Linked DNA regions of Homo sapiens: regions 1, 2 and 4 are each linked to region 3. Evidence: chromatin contacts called from ENCODE Hi-C or POLR2A ChIA-PET data. All regions are on one chromosome and are shown on one strand. The core of a region is the stretch at or near the end of the contact, and the rest is flanking DNA. Distances in the headings are between cores, read along the strand shown. Region 1 holds the start of CTTNBP2NL (CTTNBP2 N-terminal like). Region 2 holds the start of MOV10 (Mov10 RNA helicase). Region 3 holds the start of PHTF1 (putative homeodomain transcription factor 1). Region 4 overlaps CAPZA1 (capping actin protein of muscle Z-line subunit alpha 1).

The links. A loop is a pair of places that touch in the nucleus more often than their neighbours do. ChIA-PET counts read pairs that join two places held with the same protein, here RNA polymerase II (POLR2A). Pooled maps may share reads with other maps.
Region 1: a loop to region 3 is called in a map of ascending aorta, with 7 times the contacts of the local background. The contact joins the promoter of CTTNBP2NL here to the promoter of PHTF1 in region 3. A Hi-C loop is called at or near these places in 1 of 168 maps with a recorded cell type or tissue (ascending aorta), 2 of 37 single-sample maps with no recorded cell type and 12 of 50 pooled maps.
Region 2: a loop to region 3 is called in a pooled map, with 3 times the contacts of the local background. The contact joins the promoter of MOV10 here to the promoter of PHTF1 in region 3. A Hi-C loop is called at or near these places in 4 of 50 pooled maps. POLR2A ChIA-PET finds 5 or more read pairs at or near these places in 4 of 52 experiments (H1, PC-3, WTC11 and 1 more).
Region 4: a pooled map shows a loop between it and region 3 (2.9-fold over the local background). The contact joins the enhancer-like site here to the promoter of PHTF1 in region 3. A Hi-C loop is called at or near these places in 3 of 50 pooled maps. POLR2A ChIA-PET finds 5 or more read pairs at or near these places in 2 of 52 experiments (OCI-LY7 and activated T-cell).

What each region holds. Positions count from the first base shown.
Region 1 is chr1:112,394,451-112,398,781 of GRCh38, reverse strand. It overlaps CTTNBP2NL (CTTNBP2 N-terminal like), which reads right to left and starts at 2,568. Exons shown (of 6, transcript NM_018704.3): 1 at 2,510-2,568. RefSeq lists a silencer at 2,321-2,370.
Region 2 is chr1:112,672,021-112,676,595 of GRCh38, reverse strand. It overlaps MOV10 (Mov10 RNA helicase), which reads right to left and starts at 1,937. Exons shown (of 21, transcript NM_001321324.2): 1 at 1,867-1,937; 2 at 1,547-1,748. The coding sequence starts at 1,683. RefSeq lists a silencer at 1,137-1,536.
Region 3 is chr1:113,758,083-113,762,404 of GRCh38, reverse strand. PHTF1 (putative homeodomain transcription factor 1) reads left to right here and starts at 2,919. Exons shown (of 19, transcript NM_001323043.2): 1 at 2,919-3,382; 2 at 3,672-3,746. The coding sequence starts at 3,702. It overlaps RSBN1 (round spermatid basic protein 1), which reads left to right. Exons shown (of 7, transcript NM_018364.5): 7 at 1-573. RefSeq lists an enhancer at 2,467-3,046 and silencers at 3,197-3,516, 4,150-4,279.
Region 4 is chr1:112,634,272-112,638,960 of GRCh38, reverse strand. The region is part of intron 1 of CAPZA1 (capping actin protein of muscle Z-line subunit alpha 1); the gene reads right to left. It also overlaps the pseudogene RNU7-70P. Among named protein-coding and RNA genes, the nearest start is that of CAPZA1, 17 kb to the right of the region's middle. RefSeq lists an enhancer at 471-971 and a silencer at 3,058-3,157. Within about 2 kb of position 3,365, at least 4 of the 41 ENCODE cell types and tissues checked have a DNase peak (open chromatin) inside an H3K27ac peak, as active enhancers do.

The DNA.
Region 1 (4,331 bases), core at 1,319-3,818, 1.4 Mb after region 3:
GAGAGTGCAGTGGCATGATCATAGCTCACTGTAACCTCAAACACCTGGGCTCAAGCAAGCCTCCTGCCTCAGCCTCCCAAGTAGCAAGGATTACAGGGATGAGCCACCACACCCTGCCTCACAGATATTTCTTTATAAGAAATTCAAAATTTTAGTCACTTAAGACACTGGAATTTCATAAGACAGAAGATGGGGAAAATCAAGTTAAATGAAGACAACAAGTAGGCCGTTTATACTAACAAATTGTGCCAAATCTAATCAGTACATTGCCTTTCAGTCTACCCTAAGGTGACAGCCTCAAACTAAGTTAAACAAACACTCATGAAGTCATACTATATACTAGGAACTGTGAAAGATATAAAGATGAAAAACAAAAAATACTACTATCTGCCCTCAAAGAATTTATAATTCAAGGAGAGAGATCAGACATCTATCCTCTGCATACTATGCTTTTCTTCACCTAGCATGACCAAACAGGTGTTGAAAAGGTTAAAGGAAAGATTTTCAAGACCCAAAAGTGTAACAAACAGATCTTGCTTACTGTGCTAAATAATAAAAGAATATTATTTGCTTTTTCCTATTAAACCTCGGCAATCACAACTTTGGTTTGCTTAGTCTCTTACCTTAGTTTATTTTCTGTTCTCTGTTGATATAATACAACTTATCTTTTTGGGATTTTCTGTTCTGCTTTTAGTTTTTTCTGCTGTTATTGCTGGGAGCTCACGTCTTACCCTTCTATTGCAGCACACATTGCGTTTGCTAGAGACACCCTCCAGTTTCTTCTTTGTACTTTCTTACTGGAGATTTGGAAACAATCACTGAGAAGACCTGTGAGCACCGAGTGGCTCTGAAAACTTCAAACCTAACTATTCAAAAGTAATTATCTTTAGGAAGTCTACCTTCAGAAAGTCTAATCAAGAAGGTAAAAGACAACAGTCATTACAATCACCCTCCGTGATTCCAACTCCTTGCATTTTATTGCCATCAGCTTTGGCTATAGCTGACAGAGGGGAGGTAGACTTGAGATTGGAAGCAAAAGAAACTATGCTAAAAACATGGTAAATTTTAATATATAAAAGCGCTAGCAATAGATGATTACTGGGGATTCAACGACATTAACATGAGGTCAAAATCAACACTTTGCACCTGCTGAAATGAAGACCACTTGACAAAACCTTTAGGAGCACACTAGAAGAGGCACTTTTTGGTAAACATGAATAGCTAGAATACCTTGCCTTTATTTACTCTTATCTCTGAGATTTAAAAATTGTTCTTACTTTTCATCCTCTAAATTTTGATAGATGATCGTAAAACCAATCAAAATATACATGAATGTTTCCTGGGGGCGGGGAGGACACTATAAAAAAGGGGTTAGAGAGTTACCAAAGGACATAGGACTAGATTAATCATAAACCTAGATGACTGACCCTGAATTTTCTTCAAACACTTCCTGTCTTTTGTTTCAACCTGCAGTATACCTTCAAGGTTAACTGCAGTCTCCCTGAGCAATGGACCAGCCCACCCTAGACTGGGATATACTCATTCCTAATCCACTGCTACTTATTTACTTATGTATACTGTTTCATTTGAAAACATGGTGTTATTCATTGACTGTCAAGCAACATATACTGCATTCCTGCCCACACAAAGCCAGCTCTGCAGATATCCAACACACCCACCTCACTGTGAAATATAAGATGGCTTTTCATCAAGTTCTCAGGGAGGAAATAGGGTGGAAAAGGAAAAATGAAACGCAATTCAAACCTAAGAAACCCTTAGAGGCTGGGTGCTCCCAGAAGGAACAGAAAGTAGAAGGAAGGTACAAAGGGTGAAGGAGAGGAGGTCCTAGTTCTCCCTCTTTCACAGTCCAAAACAGTCCCAAAACAGGAGAGCTCTCGACTCCTCACAAGAGGCCAGAGGATGCGAGGGGCTGCGGGAGGAAGACTGAGCATCAGAGAATGGGGGATGGGAAGAACTTAAGTGGGAGAAGCCGCTTCCTCCGTAAAGCTGGCTGTCTAGGTCGGTCTTTGATTTTTGCTTCGCCCCATCCCTCCTTTTTGGGAAACACCAATTTTATCTTACGGAGGAAAGCAGCTCCAGTCCCACCCTGGCGAGCAGGGACAGGTGTAGGGAGGGATGTTTGGCCTTCCGGGGGTACGAAATGGGGTTGGGGGCGGCAGCCTAGAGAATCGGTACCTGTGAGTCCTCTCCGCCAAGGCTGAGGTGCGGGGTGGGAGGTGCCTTTGAATGAGGGGTGTCAGAGGGAAGCCCCTTCTGAGGAGCTGGGAATCGACGAGGGACAAAAAGTAGCTGTGAGGACCCTCGGAGGATGAGGAGCCGCCTCCTCGGGGAATACCGGGAGGTGGAGGAGACGGCCCCGCCCCCTCAGGGGATGGGCCCAGAGGCCGTTGAGACGGCGGCGGGAGGCTACCGGTGCCCCTATCCTTGCTTTGCTCTTGAGAACCCGGCCTCCCAGCCATCACCAAGCCCCAGGGATAGTTGCTCCTACCTTTCCACGACGCTCCGGGCTCCGCTCCCCTCCGCCTCCACTCCCCATCCACAGCGGCTGAGGCTCCGCCCCCTCAGCCGCCCGGCGGGGGCATTGGCATTCACCAGCGCCAATCGCCTCCTTGCTTCTCCAGCCTCGGCCCCAATCCGCGCCGGCTGGAGGCGGGGCTTCTCCAAAGTCATTCAGGCTCCTCCCGGGGCCCCAAGATCCCTTTTGTTTGGGAAGAGCAAGGCCGGGATTGAGCTCGCGTCACTTCCGGGAGGAAGCGCCCTCCTGGGTCCTGGGCTTCAGGGTGGGCTCGCGCCCCTCCCGGCTCGGGGTCTGCAACTTTCCACCTCTGCGTGAAAAGTCTGGGCAGGACCGTGACTAGTGCTTCGTGCTTTTACCTGACTGTACGCGGAGTTTAGGAATGGAGGGCTCTGGTGGCCTAATCGATTGGGATTTTATCCAGAATGTTAATAAATGAAGTGGGCTTTGGTGTCTGCATTAGAATGAATTCGTTGTTGAAAAACCTGGCTTCCTTGCTCCCTTTTTTTTTTTCTTTTTTCTGGAAGCGCCTGTGGGCGTGGTGCTGGAAGCAAGGGTGCAAAGATGAAACACCTGGAGATCACCCTTCTCTCAACCACATTTTGTACAGAAGAGGATACTAACTTTGGGGGACATAAACCCAGCCGACCTGCCTTCCAGGCGGAAGTCAAATAATTGCAAATTTGTGTGGCAGGTTTTTCCACCCTATGCTTGCCAGCTGAGGCGACTTTTTTCTTTCCTTGGCCTCATTATATTGTGGGGAATGGTGTTTGCAGTGAAGTTGAAACAATGGAGAGTACAGAGGATGCAAGGAATGTCTGCCTTGTGAACACAGGAATGCAGATCTTGGTGGCAGCAAGTCTTAGGCAGGACCAAATAACTCAGAGAGGGGAGTGGATGTATAACTAGTTGTATCCCTACCTAAGGTCAAAGTTTCTGAATTCCTTTTCCACAGAATGGCTGTCAGCTCACAGATTGATGCAGCTGGTTACATTTACAATAACCACATTATTTAAAATACAATATAATAAATATTTGAGACGAATATTCATAATGCATAAATAATGTAGTACACTTAATACATTATCCCTAAACTTAGCAATTATAATTCGCAAGACAGCATTAGGGACCTAGTGCTTGCCTAGGCAGACAGTCCCCAAGGCAGATGCAGCCTGCCTCATGCAGTTTACAGTCTGACTGAGGGATGTGATCAGTTTGTGCGATTATAGTCTGAAAGAAGTAAACAAGTATTTATCATGTTATCACTGTGCCATGTACTTTCATTTAATGGTATTTGATGTCATTTTCAGTGCTGTATGAGAAATCTATCCTACAGTGTAGGATAGACATCATTGTGTCCAATTTACAGATGAGAAGATAGAGATTCAGAGAAGTCAAATAAAGTCATAGAGCTAGTAAATGGTAAAGAATTTCCAGTAAGGATGTATGACTCCATACTTATGCCATATTCTGCTCACTTCACACTGGCTCTCACATGCTGGACTAAGAATGGGCGTGGATGATGGTAAAGCAAACATTAGAGCCAGAAGGACAGCTCTATGCCTCCCCCTGTTGATTTTAGGCTTGGGAGGGTCATCTCTGTATATGAAGGATAGCAAGACTATGAGTGAAGGTGCTCGATAGCAGTGTAAGTGAATCTGGAGTAATGATGCAGGGTATACTGAACTTCAGAAAGGCATTATGCCTTGTGTTCTGAAAACTGACAATCTGAAAGCTAAAATGAGGGGCCAGGCACAGAGTAGGTACTCAATAAATATTGACTTGAAACAAAATG
Region 2 (4,575 bases), core at 688-3,187, 1.1 Mb after region 3:
TGATCCCCTTACTCTGTTCATTGGTCATAAATCCCCCGCTGTTTTTGCTGTATTCGGAATTGAGCTCCAACTCTCTTCTTTCCTATTGCAATACCCTATTACCATAGCCTTGAGTCAAGTCAGCCTTACTGTTTTAACCAATTACTTTTTCCTTAACAGAGCCAAAAGAAGTAGGTGACTTGTTTCCTAGCCATGTTGTACTCTGTGGATATAGGTGAATTCACATACCTTAAGTGTTGATACCATGTGATGCAAATGCTCGCTCTTTCCTCCAGCATTTTTCTCTTACCATCCCTAGTATAATCCTCCATTTTACCATGTACTATCCTATATTGTGTACATGTATATTGCATGCATATCATAGCCTCTGATGCTCCTCTGGGATTGTGTGTTTTTCATCTTAAGAGTCCCCATAGTGTCCAGCATGGTGACATAAAACAGGGCCTCATCATCTTTGCCCCTTCTCAGATGTTGTTCAAGCCTGTTAATATCCCTCTCCAAATGTGATAACCATTAGTGAAAACGATATTCCAGACACGATTTCACCAATATGGAGAGTCTCTACCCTTTTCCCCCACCCCAAATCACACTTCTGTTAGCTCAATCTTAGACTTCAGCTGTTTTAGCAGCCATATCTCACCCATACTGGCCCTCTGGTCTGCTAAAACCCAAGGTCTTTTTCGGGAGGTCTGTTATTAAGCCCAGATTCCCACTACCTTATGTTTATTTGTACAAGTCTTTACGTTTACCCTTGTTAAACTGCTTCTTGGTTTTCCACGCAAGGCAGCAGCCTGTTGATAAACGTGTTTTTGAAGCACAATTCTGTGGTGTGACAGAAGACTCTTTGATTTTCACTTGGGTGGTAGCAGGAAAAGGAGACCAAAGAGCCTTCAGCCACAGGGTGAAAGGGAGCCTCCAGAAGGCTGGCTCTGCCCCTGGGTCTCCATGGAGAAGCCACAGGTGCTAATGGAGGTTTGGTACGCACGTAGTTTGTGCCCTTTTCTTCTTTCCAGAGCTTCCTGAGCTTCTCCCTTCTACCCTGGGCCTCTTCAGTTCTCCCAGATAGCGGACCCCCGAGGCAGCAGCGCCTCAACAAGGTGGCAGAGGTCCCTGTAAAGCCCGCGCTCGGGCTCGCAGCCCCCAACAGGCAGCCTCTAACCCGCGCTCCCGCGATGCCTGGGCCCCCTCTGGAGGCTCCCCTCCCCCACCGCGAGCGCTGTCCCTCAGCCCCCGCGAGCGGCGCATGGACGCGGGACGCAGCTCCCGGCCCCGGGTTCCGGCCTCCGGGGGCGCGGGCAGCGCGGGAGGCTCTCCGCGGCGACTTGGCGCAGGGGCCCAGCTCGGGCAGAACTGGCGGGCTCCGGGCGGCGCTGGTGGGGCGTGGGCGAGGCGCGGGAGGGGAGGTCTGCGCCGCCCCGGGACTGGCCTGAGCCGCTGGGGGAGCTGCGTCCCTCTGCGCCCCGGGGCGGGAAAGGTGGCCCTCGCGCGGGGGTCGTGGCAGCAAGCTGGGCCCGCGATTCGGGGCCGGGAGTGGGCCGGCCCGTACCTGATCTTGAAGTCGCGGTTATAAATGGTCCGCAGCCGCTCGCGATCTGTCTCCATGTCCAGTCCCCGAACGACCAGGAAACTCTCGAAACACTGGCCCGCCTCCCGGAGCTGCCGGCAGCTGAACTTACTGGGCATCGCGGCGGCGGCTGCGGCCCAGGCAGGAGGGTCCGTGGAAATGAAACTGAAAGTCGCCGCTGCAGCTGGAAGTTGGCGGCCCTGAGATGAGGGTGCAGCAGGAGGGAAGCCCCCTAACTCTGACCCCTGATCCTGCGGGCTCCCTTCTCCCCACCAGGCTTCCCTCCTCCGTTCTTTTCTTACCTGAGCTTTCCCTTCGGTTTCTTCGTCCTATCCCCTCCCCCTCTTCGCATTAACTCTTTCCTAAAGCGTCTGACCCCTCCCTCAGGGCCCTCCCCTTACCCCAAGCTCCCTCCCCTGGCTTCTAGCCAGTATCAGAACGTGGCTACCGCTTGGGGCCCTCTGAACAGCCCGGGAGGACCTCCGAGCCTCAGCCAGGGCTACCCTCACGCCCACCCTCCAGAGCCTCGGGACTCAGTGAAAAGCAGGAGAGCAAAGGGCAGGGCTGGGATCTAGGTCGGCTGCGGCCGGAATGGGGAAGCTCATCCAGCGCCTCCCCCAGCCTTCCAGGGACGTAAACTCGGGGCGACACGCCCCCTCCCCCATTTTCCCTTCTCGGGCTTTCAGACGCACGTAGTTGGCATAAGGGTCAAAGAAGTTTGGGGAAAAGAACCCAGTGTCTCTGAGATAAAGGTGTGTACGTGTGGGAGGGAGGGACAAGGGGCTCTGCCAGGATACACAGTAATTGCTTTTCTCTGCCACATCGGCTTATGTGGAAAGGCTGGTGACCGACCCTTACCCCTGAGCCACATATTTGGGCGCTTCGTTGCATTCCAGTCTGTATTGCTCTTTAATTTTTACTGGTATATAAGGTGGACCCTTATATTCATCAAAATACTAGCATCTTGAGCGTAAGGGACTGTTGTGTTAGGCAATAATAAGTGGTTAATAGTGACAGCATCAGTACCAAGAAGAGAACTAAAAGGGCAGTGTGCTTCAGAAGACTGTATAGACAAATTTAAGGGGGTGGGGCTACAATAACAAACCTTTGTATCTATTTTTTTCCCGCAGAATGAAATGACACACACACTAGAATGGGACAAGCTAAGTTACACTACAAAGTTTTAAATCAAATACATCACTTTCAAATAAATCAAAGCTAGTGTTGTTCTCCATAGTAGCTACCAGCAGGAGGCCACACACTCAATCTACGGAATTGAAGAAAGTCCAGAACCCAGGTCATACTCCAGCTGGGCTACCCGGTACCTTCTCTCAGGCCAACAACCAAATGAAGCCAGGAATAACAGGCTTTAGCAACAGGAAATGCAATGTCAGTGGGAACCAAAGCTACGGGGATGGGTAAAATAGGGCAGAGGAAAACATCTTACAAACTTATTATGCAAAGTAGAAGAAAAAACTAGAAAAGCAGCCAAAGATTTTACCTTTTTTCTCCCTCAATGTCCTGATGAGGTTCCAGAAGAATAGAGAGGGTGAACTCTTAAAAATTGCCTTGTTACTTACCATCTCAAAAACGTACCATCAACCGTACTCAAACTGAATGTCTGGCTCCATTCTGACCAGCAAATCTAAATCCCTATTATTCTTGGATACAATCTCCCTTCTTCTCTGGTCAGGTTTATGTCTTGGATGTTCTCAAAACGTACACAAAAGTCTGCAGTATAGTAAAACCTTGGGTAAAAAGTGTGATGCTATGTGGCTTTGTTTACAATGGAACTTCTCTAAACAATTTCATCCAGAAAAATCTACTTCACATGGGGTTCTAATTGTTATTGTCAGAGCTCTTTGAATCAGAGCAACTCCATCTTCAACAGGGACTGGGTAAAATGAGACTGAGACCTATTGGACTGCATTCCCAGGAGGTTAGGCATTCTAAGTCACAGGATAAGACAGGAGGTCAGCACAAGATACATGTCATAAAGACCTTGCTGATAAAACAGGCTGCAGTAAAGAAGCTGGCTAAACCCCACCAAAACCAAGATGGTGAGGAGAGTGACCTCTGGCCGTCAGATGTGAGATTTGTTTCTGTGCTCAGAGAGCTTATATATACTCTGTGCATTTATATATACCCTATCTGTTCAAAGAAGAAATTTAAGTTAGCTCAACTTAAACTACAGGACAATCCAGCTTTGTTCATATTTACCAATCTTCCTTTGATTTTTCACATAGTAGGTAGCTGAAAAACGAGACAATGGTCACCAGCATTTGGTTTACTTGGTAGTTTTATAGAAAATTGTAAATTCACAAGTTGGCATTCAAATATTTATCATTCTTTGAGTTTGAAGAGAATATGCCAAGTTTGCCAAGCATCCCATGAACCTAGATGAGTCCAGCACCGAAGTCTTAGACTATAAAAGAGAACAGGCACTGGAACTAGGCAAGCAATAGAGGGATAACCACTGAGGCTCAGATGAAAAAAGTCTTCAGCAGTGTCATTTCAAACCAAAATATAGGAGGGAAGCCTCACAAAAAACCCTTTTCCAGATGGCTGGGAAATCTTTGCCATAGCGTACAACAGGCTGATTTCAGCAGCTTGTGGTGATAAAATAGATACAATTCAAGCAAATATTCTGCTAAGGGAGGTTAAGAAGGGGGCGGAAGGGGGAGAGGGAGTGTCTCTGGCAGACTTGGTTAAGGAGGGTTGACTTCCTCCCGACTATACAAGTAACCAAGGCCTTTAGATAGTTAAGGGGTTAAGAATTTTTTAAAAAAGTCTAAGCTAAGGAATCAATGGGATAGCAGGGGCAGGATGAGAGAGTTAATAAATTAAAAGCAAGAATGTTTCAATCTATTTGCATTACAAATAGAATGGAATGCAGCTAAATATTCCTCAAAAAGGTGGGAATTTGAACTGGCCTTGGATGGAGTACTTGAAGCATAAAAACTCCCTCTGGTTTTCTTTTGGGAACCAGGATAAAAGCCTCTCCCACAAGT
Region 3 (4,322 bases), core at 1,670-4,169:
AGCACGTAAGGGACCTATCCTTGTCTTGAAAGTTTGTTGCTTTAAAAGCAAGTATCTCTCCATAAATATTATGGCCTTCCATTTTCTTCATACATTTTTTAGGATCCACTTGTGCATGTAGTTGAGACCACTGTCTCTTAAAATATAGCACTTTTCAATTCTCTCTAAAGAAATACTTATGTACTACTATCACATGTTGTAAATTTTCATGTAATAGTGTTTTCTGTGAGTAAACTCCATTTTGATTGGCAGCTAAGACTTTTTTTCCTGTGGCTTTTATTTATCTAAGAGGTCTTTGCATATAGATGAAATGTATATTTGCCTGGCGGACTATTTGCGTTGTGTGGCCTTAGTTTGTTTATTGACATTAACGAGTGTTTTAAAAAGGTTTTTAATGAATAGTCTTAAATCTAAATTTGTGTGAATAATCCTTTTAACACAGTGCTTTTTTGTAGCTGTCTAAGTGTGTTAAATTGTTAAGCTATTTCTTTGTAAAATAGGACAATGGAATGCATAGTTTTTTTTTTTCCTGTAAAGTATTTTTTTAATAAAAAAAGTCTGATTTGTCCTTTACTGGTGTTTCATCACAAAATGCATAGCATATGTGAGTTCTAAATACCTGGAACCTGTTTTTAGAGGACGAATCCCTCACCTACTGTATCCCCTACTACTTCAAAAAAAATTTTTAGAAAATCTTATGACTTCTTTCCTAAAGATGTCTGGGGAAAATTCCATCCATATTGAGATGCAATTAGTTTGGGGGAAGAAGAAAAAATACACTTGACATTTGTTGTAGTTAATGCCTCTTAATTGCTTAAATTGGTGTGTATCTACTTAAAAGAGGACAGTCTTAAATTTTTATTCTGGTGATGTGGATTTTCTTGAAAGTGCATTGAGTATTAATGAAGATGGCGTATAGACTTTTATGTCATTGATGTATTAATGTGACACAACAAAATGGATTTCTTTCCTCATCAGTTTTTGTGTGAAGTTATCTTTAATTGAGGTACCTGTCCTAAGCACTGATAGCCTTTGGTTCTGTCTAGGAAAGGAAAAGAAAGGGACTTCACATTTTTTGAGTAACTGCCATGGGCCAGGCAGTTTATATGAGGGTTTCTCATTTAATCCTCACATCCTTAAGAAGGTGACTATCTCCATAATACAGGTGAGAAAACAGGCTTGTTAGTTGAATAAATTGCTTAAGATCACAGATTATTGGTTGGGAGCAAGGATTCAGACCTTGTTCGCTGGTAGCCGCAGGAAGCACTGAATAGTTTCCAACAGGGCACCTGAAAAATGGTTTACTACTTACCACTATTCTCTAATACTTCTTACCTGATTCAGTTCCTCCAGACACTCCCTGAAAATCTGTGTGCCAAACAGTGAAGTAAAGTACTTTTGCTATTAATGTAATTGAGGTTAAATATTTACGTGTGCAAAATTCGACGTTTTTCACTTGTCATTTATCTCTTTTTTCAAGTTGGCCATTTGTCTTGAAGCTCAACAGAATTGTAATGTTTAGCACTAAGGAAAGGAAAAGCTGTCAAGGAGCAAAAGCAGAAGGAAACCACTGCCAATGTGTGCAATATAAAAATAAGGGTAAAATAATTTTTACTTTATTTGAGACAGGTCTCTGTTGCCTAGGCCGAAGTGCAGTGGTGCAATCATAGCTCACTACAGCCTCGAACTCGTGGACTCAGACGATCCTCCTGCCTCAGTCTTCGAAGTAGCTGGGACTACAGGTGCGCGCCACCACCCCCGGCTAATTTTTTTTTTTTAAGAGACGGGGTCTGGCCATGTTGCTAAGGCTGGTCTCAAACTCCTGTGCTCAAGCTACATTTCCGCCTCAGGCCTCCCAAAGCGCCCAGATTGCAGGCGTGAGCCACTGCGCCCAGGCTGGGTGAAGTAATTTGTAAAACTTAGTCCTGTGGGAGTTATTTTAGCTTAGTCGATTTTCCTCATCCGTGAAATGGGATAACTTCCACCTGGTGCCCACTCAATAGATAAGAAGAAATAATGTCTGCAAAACATTGAGTACAGCGCCTCTTAGGCTTTCTTAAGTGAAGCTATCATCTGTCATTAGCTTTCTCTGACCCAGATGCTACACGCTGTGGGCTAGCAAGAACACGGCTTCAAATAAGGTGGGGAGAATGGCTGTAAGGGGACAGTGTTCCATTAATGGCCAAAAAAAAAAAAAAAAAAAAAGCAGCCTAAAAATCCTTTTAACGTATCCTTAAATATTCACTTGAGGGTTCAACCTTTCTTTCCTTTCTCCTGACCTCTATCGGCCCTAATTAACCTGTTCCTGCCGCCACCTAACTTTACCCTAATTTGGAAAAAGCTGTGACTGCCCAATACTTGTTCCTCTTTTCCCCCTACACCTTTGAGCACTAGAAAGCTCCAGACCCAGAGCTGCTGAGGGGCGGGAGAGGAAGGGAGTCACTAAGCCGCAGCCTGGCCCTTCCTCCCAGGGCAGCGTAAATTCACGCAAACATTGATTCGTTCGCTCAACAAACATTGGGAACCTAAGTGCCAGGCTTGTGCCAGGCCCCAGTCTCTGACCTCATGGAGCCCACAGCCCACTGGGGAACAGAGATTAAGCCATGAAACACGAAAATGAGTGCCACAAAGACGTGAGCTACTAGAGTATCAGGACCGACCTCCTTTAGACCGCTGGATGGGAGAGTCGTTTGTGAGGAAGTGACTTTTAAGCTGAGGCCTGAAGGGTGATCTGAGGGAGCTGCTCTTGGCCATCGATATGCCGCGCGACTCCCCAGGCCCTCGGACCCGGAGCCTGGACCAAGGCTGGGCGGGAAGGCCCCGGGCCAGGGGCGGAGCCACCTCGGCGGCGAAAGCCGGAAAGCGGAAGCCGAAGGCTGCTGCCCGGTGGTCGGCTGAGCGGCTCTAGCCCAGATCTCAGACGGCTGAGTCACTGCATCCCGGCGCGGCCCGCAGAAGACGAGCGCCGCTGCCGCCGCCTCCTCCTCCCGGGCTCCCGGGCTCTCGGGGTCCGGGGCCTTTGCACCTGTCTTTTCCAGCTGGGCACAAAGCCTTTTGCTGTCGCCGTGGCGACTGGAGGCCTTCACTTTTAATCCCCCTCATTTTCCAGTTCATTCTCTGCTTATTTTCTGGTCAGTCCGTGACCCTGTAGGCGGCCTCTGACCGGCGATCGATTTGCCGCCCTCAGGGCGCTGGGCGGCCGGCTGCCTCCGAAGCTGGGGCGGCCTCCGCGGTCTCCATGGTAACGGCCTCTCCGGCGTCTCCGCCTGGAGGGGAAGATGCGGCCTGCCTGGCCCGCCGCCTCGCCCCCGGCCTCACGGTGGGACCCCGGGCACTGAGGACGGAGGTCCCGGGCGCCGGCCCGCGGGGCAACGGGCACTAGGTGAGAGCCGGACGCGGGCGAGCGAAGGAGGCGGGTGCCGGGCGACTCCAGCGGCGGCCCCTGCCCCTCCCCCGCACCCACGAACACGCTCGCCCGATATATTGCAGAGGCTTCTCCGGTCGCCGCTGCGCCAGTTTTTTTTTGTTTGTTTGTTGTGTTTTCCCTGGCAAACAGCTGGAGAAAGAGCAGCTCATGGAGAGGCTGAGAGAAGCGGTTTTCGCGTCCTACCCAAACTGGGAGAGTAACCTTCAGCAGCTGGACTCACCGATTGGTTTTCCTTCATTTTCAGTGAAATCCCATTCTCTGGCTGGAGACACAGATGGCCTCAAATGAGAGAGATGCTATATCGTGGTACCAAAAGAAGGTAATACATATATATATTTTTTTTATTTGTAAAGCATTCTTCCTGCAAAAAGCTCCCACAAATAATATAATGTTACTTTCCCCCGAGTTTAGTAGTGCCAGGTGTTCATGTATACTTCAACATAAATGAAAAAAAAAAAAAAAAGATGTACAAGGTCATTATGTCTTTTAAACCCGGTTCCAGGTCCCAGAATAAGGTTTACAAGCCACCTCCTTCAGGCTGCATACACAATGCCACCGCAATGCTTTGAAAGTTTGCTTCTGATCAAACTGCTTAAAAACAAAAAAGACATGAAACCTGTATGTGCACAGCTCAGATTGATACTATCAACAATCTTATTGAGCTGTTCCTTATCTTTTATTCCTCTCTAGTTTTTCTAGTGCTCTTTTCCTTAAGAAGTGGATTTTTTTTTTTTTTTTTTTTTTTTGAGACGGAGTTTCGCTCTTGTTGCCCAGGCTGGAGGGCGATGGCGCGACCTCGGCTCACTGCAAGCTCCGCCTCCCGGGCTCAGCCTCTGGAGTAGCTGGGATCACAGGCGCCCACCACCACGCCCGGCTAATTTTTTGTATTTTTAGT
Region 4 (4,689 bases), core at 2,116-4,615, 1.1 Mb after region 3:
TATCTCTATCTCTATATCTATACCTATATCTATATCTATATCTATATCTATATCTATATCTATGGAGTCTCGCTCTGTTGCCCAGGCCGGAGTGCAGTGGCATGATCTCGGCTCACTGCAACCTCTGCCTCCTGGGTAGCTGGGATTACAGGCATGTGCTACCACACCTGGCTAATGTTTGTATTTTTAGTAGGGATGGGGTTTCACCATGTTGGCCAGGCTGGTCTCGAACTCCTGACCTCAGGTGATCCACCTGCTTCAGTCTCCCAAAGTGCTGGGATTACAGATGCGAGCCACTGTGCCCGGCCTGATATATTTACATACTCACTATAAAATCTAAAGTCTGGGCTGGGTGTGGTGGCTCACGCCTGTAATCCCAGCATTTTGGAAGGCTGAGGTGGGTGGATCAATTGAGGTCAGGAGTTTGAGACCAGCCTGGCCAACATGGTGTAACCCTGTCTCTACTAAAAATATAAACACTAGCCGGGCGTAGTGGTGGGCACCTGTAATCCCAGCTACTCGGGAGGCTGAGGCAGGAGAACTGCTTGAACCCAGGAGACGGAGGTTGCAGTGAGCCAACACAGTGCCACTGCACTCCAGCCTTGGTGACAGAGTGAGACTCTGTCTCAAAAAATAAATAAATCTAAAGTCTGTTCCATGGCTCCTCCTTCCCTAATTCCTCCACTCATACCACTTAGCTCCTAGACTTACAGCTACACTCATGCCTCAGGGTATATTTCTTGTTCCTTTGGCCAGAAATGCTCTCTTGGATTATTCACTCCAATCTTTATTTAGTCTCTGTTCAAATGTTACCTGCCAAATAAACTACCCTTCCCTAACTCCCATATATAAATTAGCTGTTGTACCCTTCCAACCTTCACAATTCTAGCCCTTTTACTGCTTTATTTTTCTTCAAGGAATTTGCCACCACTTAACATATACTTACATGTTTACTGTCCAACATCCCCCAAAGTCCAAGATCATAGAGCAAGAGTCAATAAACTGCTAATGTAAAGGGCAGATGGGCTTTGGGAGTCACAGCGTTTCTGTCCCAACTGTTAAGCATGGTTGTGTTCCAATAAAACTTTATTTTGTACTCTGAAATTTGTATTTCATGTAATTTTCACATCATGAAATATGATTATTCTTTTTTTGTTTTCAACCATTCCAAAAGCATTAGTTTATAGATCCTATAAAAACAGGCAGTGGGCCCAGCACAGCAGCTCACACCTGTAATCCCAACACTTTAGGAGGCCAAAGCTGGAGAAACGCTTGAGCTCAGGAATTCGAGACCCAGCCTAGGCAACACAGTAAGATCTTATCTCTATTACAAATAACAAGAAAATTTAGCCGGGCATGGTGGCACATGCCTGTAGTCCAAGCTACTCAGGAGGTTGAGGCAGGAGGATCACTTGAGCCTGGGGGGTCAAGGCTGCAGTGAGCTATGATTGTGCCACTGCACTCCAGCCTGTGCAATAGAGCAAGAGCCTGTCTCAACAAACAACAAAACAAAACAAAACAAAAACAGATGGTGGACTGGATTTGGCCCACTGGCCATAGTTTGTCAACCCCTGACACAGAACAAAAGAACTTGTTATGTTTGTTCACTGCAGTATACCCAGGACTGAGACCTAGAACATGCTAGGAATGTGAATGAATGAATACTATTTTATTGTTTATAAAACTCTTATGTAAGCTGTTTCTTTTATTGATCTTTAAAACAGCTTGTTAAAGAAGGCAGGGGAGAGACTATTATCCCCATTTATAAATCAAGAAATAGGTTCAGGGAGTGTAAGTGCCTTGTCTAAGATTGCATGCTTATAATAAATGGGTGGAGCTGGAATTGTAACTTAGACATTCAACTATATCATGCAGTATTAAAAGGAAGTATAAGTCTGGAGGATTACCTTTAGTGTGTCACATGAATTTGACTGTCCTTTTAGACTGTTTTAACCAAGAATTGAGTCAAAGCTATGCTTGTGAAAGATGCAGTTGTTACAAAGTTGAGAAGAATAGATAAAATGATAAATAAGTTTAAAAGTTAACATTTTATCCAACTTCAAAACTGGGTCAAAGCTAAGATGAAATTAATAGAGCAAAAGGGGAGAGGGAAATGACTAAGCAGTTAGTGACTGAAAAAATATCTTTGCTACAATACAGATGAGGGATGACATTTTCATTAACAGTGATTTAGTCAATCATTCTCAAGGGTGGGAGAGTGAAAGAAAGAAGGCAGTTATCTCCCATAAAGGGGAGGTATGTCAGCTCCTCTAACTTGAGAATCACTAATATGAAGGTTTTAGTTGAACAAAAACTGAACTGCTGCTTAAAAAAAAAAGCCTTTAAAAAACTGTCCCTATTTCATAAAGTAACAGTTTCACTACACACTGTATTCATCAGATAGTATCTACACTAAACGGTGTAACTCCTTGAATATTTTAAAGGGAGACTATCCGAGGCTTTTACATAATTTCCTCTTTCATATATTTAAATATTACAATAAAATTACTAGCATAAAATTAATTATATTTTGTTCCTAACCTAAAAAGGGGGGATTTAAAATATATAACCAACAAAAGATAAGATTTCCTAAATTTCAATTTCTTCCCATTCGTCTTATTCTCTTACCTCTAAAAGGGGGAAATAATAATAAACCAATCCTTGCAAGATTCAAAATTTCATTTTCACATTACTAGTATCTGTACTGAAAGTTTAAAAATCAGTCGCACTGAAAAGTCCTAAGTTTCATTTTCCCTAGAAGTGGCTTAATTTTCTTAGATTTTCATATACCATATTTTAGCAAGAATCTTAAGAAAATGTCCTAAGGAATTTATAAAACTGTAGCTTATTAGATAATCTTTTAATAACAGACCCCACACATTTCATCAACATTGCACCTATTCATAACTAGCTTTTATTTTTTATTTTTTTCTAGAAAGAGTCTCGCTCTGTCACCGAGGCTGGAGTGCAGTGGCGCGATCTCAGCTCACTGCAACCTCCGCCTCCCGGGTTCAAGCAATTCTCCTGCCCCAGCCTCCTGAGTAGCTGGGACTACAGGCGCCTGCCACCACGCCTGGCTAATTTTTGCATTTTTAGTAGAGGTGGGGTTTCACCGTGTGACCAGGCTGGTCTCGAACTCCTGACCTCATGATCTGCCTGCCTCAGCCTCCTAAAGTGCTGGGATTACAGGCGTGAGCCACTAAGCCCAGCCATCACTAGCTTTTAAAATTATTTCCTTGGGCCGGGCACGGTGGCTCACACCTATAATCCCAGCACTTTCAGATGCCGAGGCAGGTCAGGAGTTCAAGACCAGCTGGCTAACAGGGGGAAACCCTGTCTCTGCTAAAAATGCAAAAATTAGCTGGGTGTTGTAATCCCAGCTACTCGTCTCAAAAAAAAAAAAAAAAGTCCTTGACAAACACATACAAACGAACTTTAAGTTAAATATTTAACAACTGCAACTCTTTGTGGGCACTGGTGGATAATTCTAGACAGAAAAGGGAGAATTCTTTCGCTAGATAATATCCACATTCCACTTATCAGCAAAGGCCTGGTCAGTTTATACCACCCCAGTTTTGTATACTTTAGGAGCCAAATCTCTGCCAGCATGTCTCCCTGGTCAATAAAAATCTTTACCTCCTTCATTAGTCTACTGAATGTATTAAAGATTTCACCTCTTGGCCTTGACTCATACTCTCCTTGAAAGTTGTGCCTTTCTCCCTATCTTGGTCTGTCTAAATCCTTCCCATTTTTTAAGGTTGGGTTCTTCCAACCCAACCGTAAAAAGTGTTCAAAGTGTATTTGAATGCTTATCATAGCACCTAAAATATAACTGCTACTGATAATTAGTTCTATAGATACTAGTCTGCCTCCAAAGACTCAAGTTTTTTTGGGAGGGAAACTGCCTTGCTTTCCTCTTCTATATATTACAGGGTCTAGCAAATTAAATTACACATGGCAGGCAATGAGTAAATATTTACAAAATCCTTTTTGAATAAGAAGATGTAAAGGAAATGTTCTCAGTTTTAAAGATTATTATGAGGTACTATGGCAAAATGGAAAAATATAGGCTCTGGATTGGACAGACCCAGTTTTGAATTTCAGTCACTTAAAAATCTCTTTGAACCACATCCTCTCCCTAAAGTGGGATAGTATGTACTCCTTAAAAATTGTTGGGAGTTGTTACAGCTCTTTTAGAATTTGTGTAGCAGGTTTTCTGGTTTTCACCAGAAACCAACCTACCCAATATTAAATTTAAAAAAATTGTTGTAAAGATTAAATGAGACAATATATGGTCAAATCTTTAGCAGAATACTTAAAATATAACAGGAGAGGCTCAATAAATGTCAGCTACTGTTATCTTAACTGGTCACAGCAGGATAACTCTTACTTTAAATTATAAACTGAGCAAACCCTTCAAATTACTATCAAATTACTACTTCAAAGAAAATAATCCTCTTGTTCTAGAAATCCTTTGGGTCCTAGCCACTTTATATTCTCTATCATTGCCATCATAATAATCCCCACCAATAACTACACAACTTTTTACTGACCAAAAAAGCTTTATGAAAATGTCTGTTCCAATTTCCCTTTGAAGTAATAACACATATTTCAAAGTTTTTAAAGTTTTCCAAATAGGGTATACTTAAAGAAAGTATAATAGTAGTAAACTATGCCTCCGTAAATATT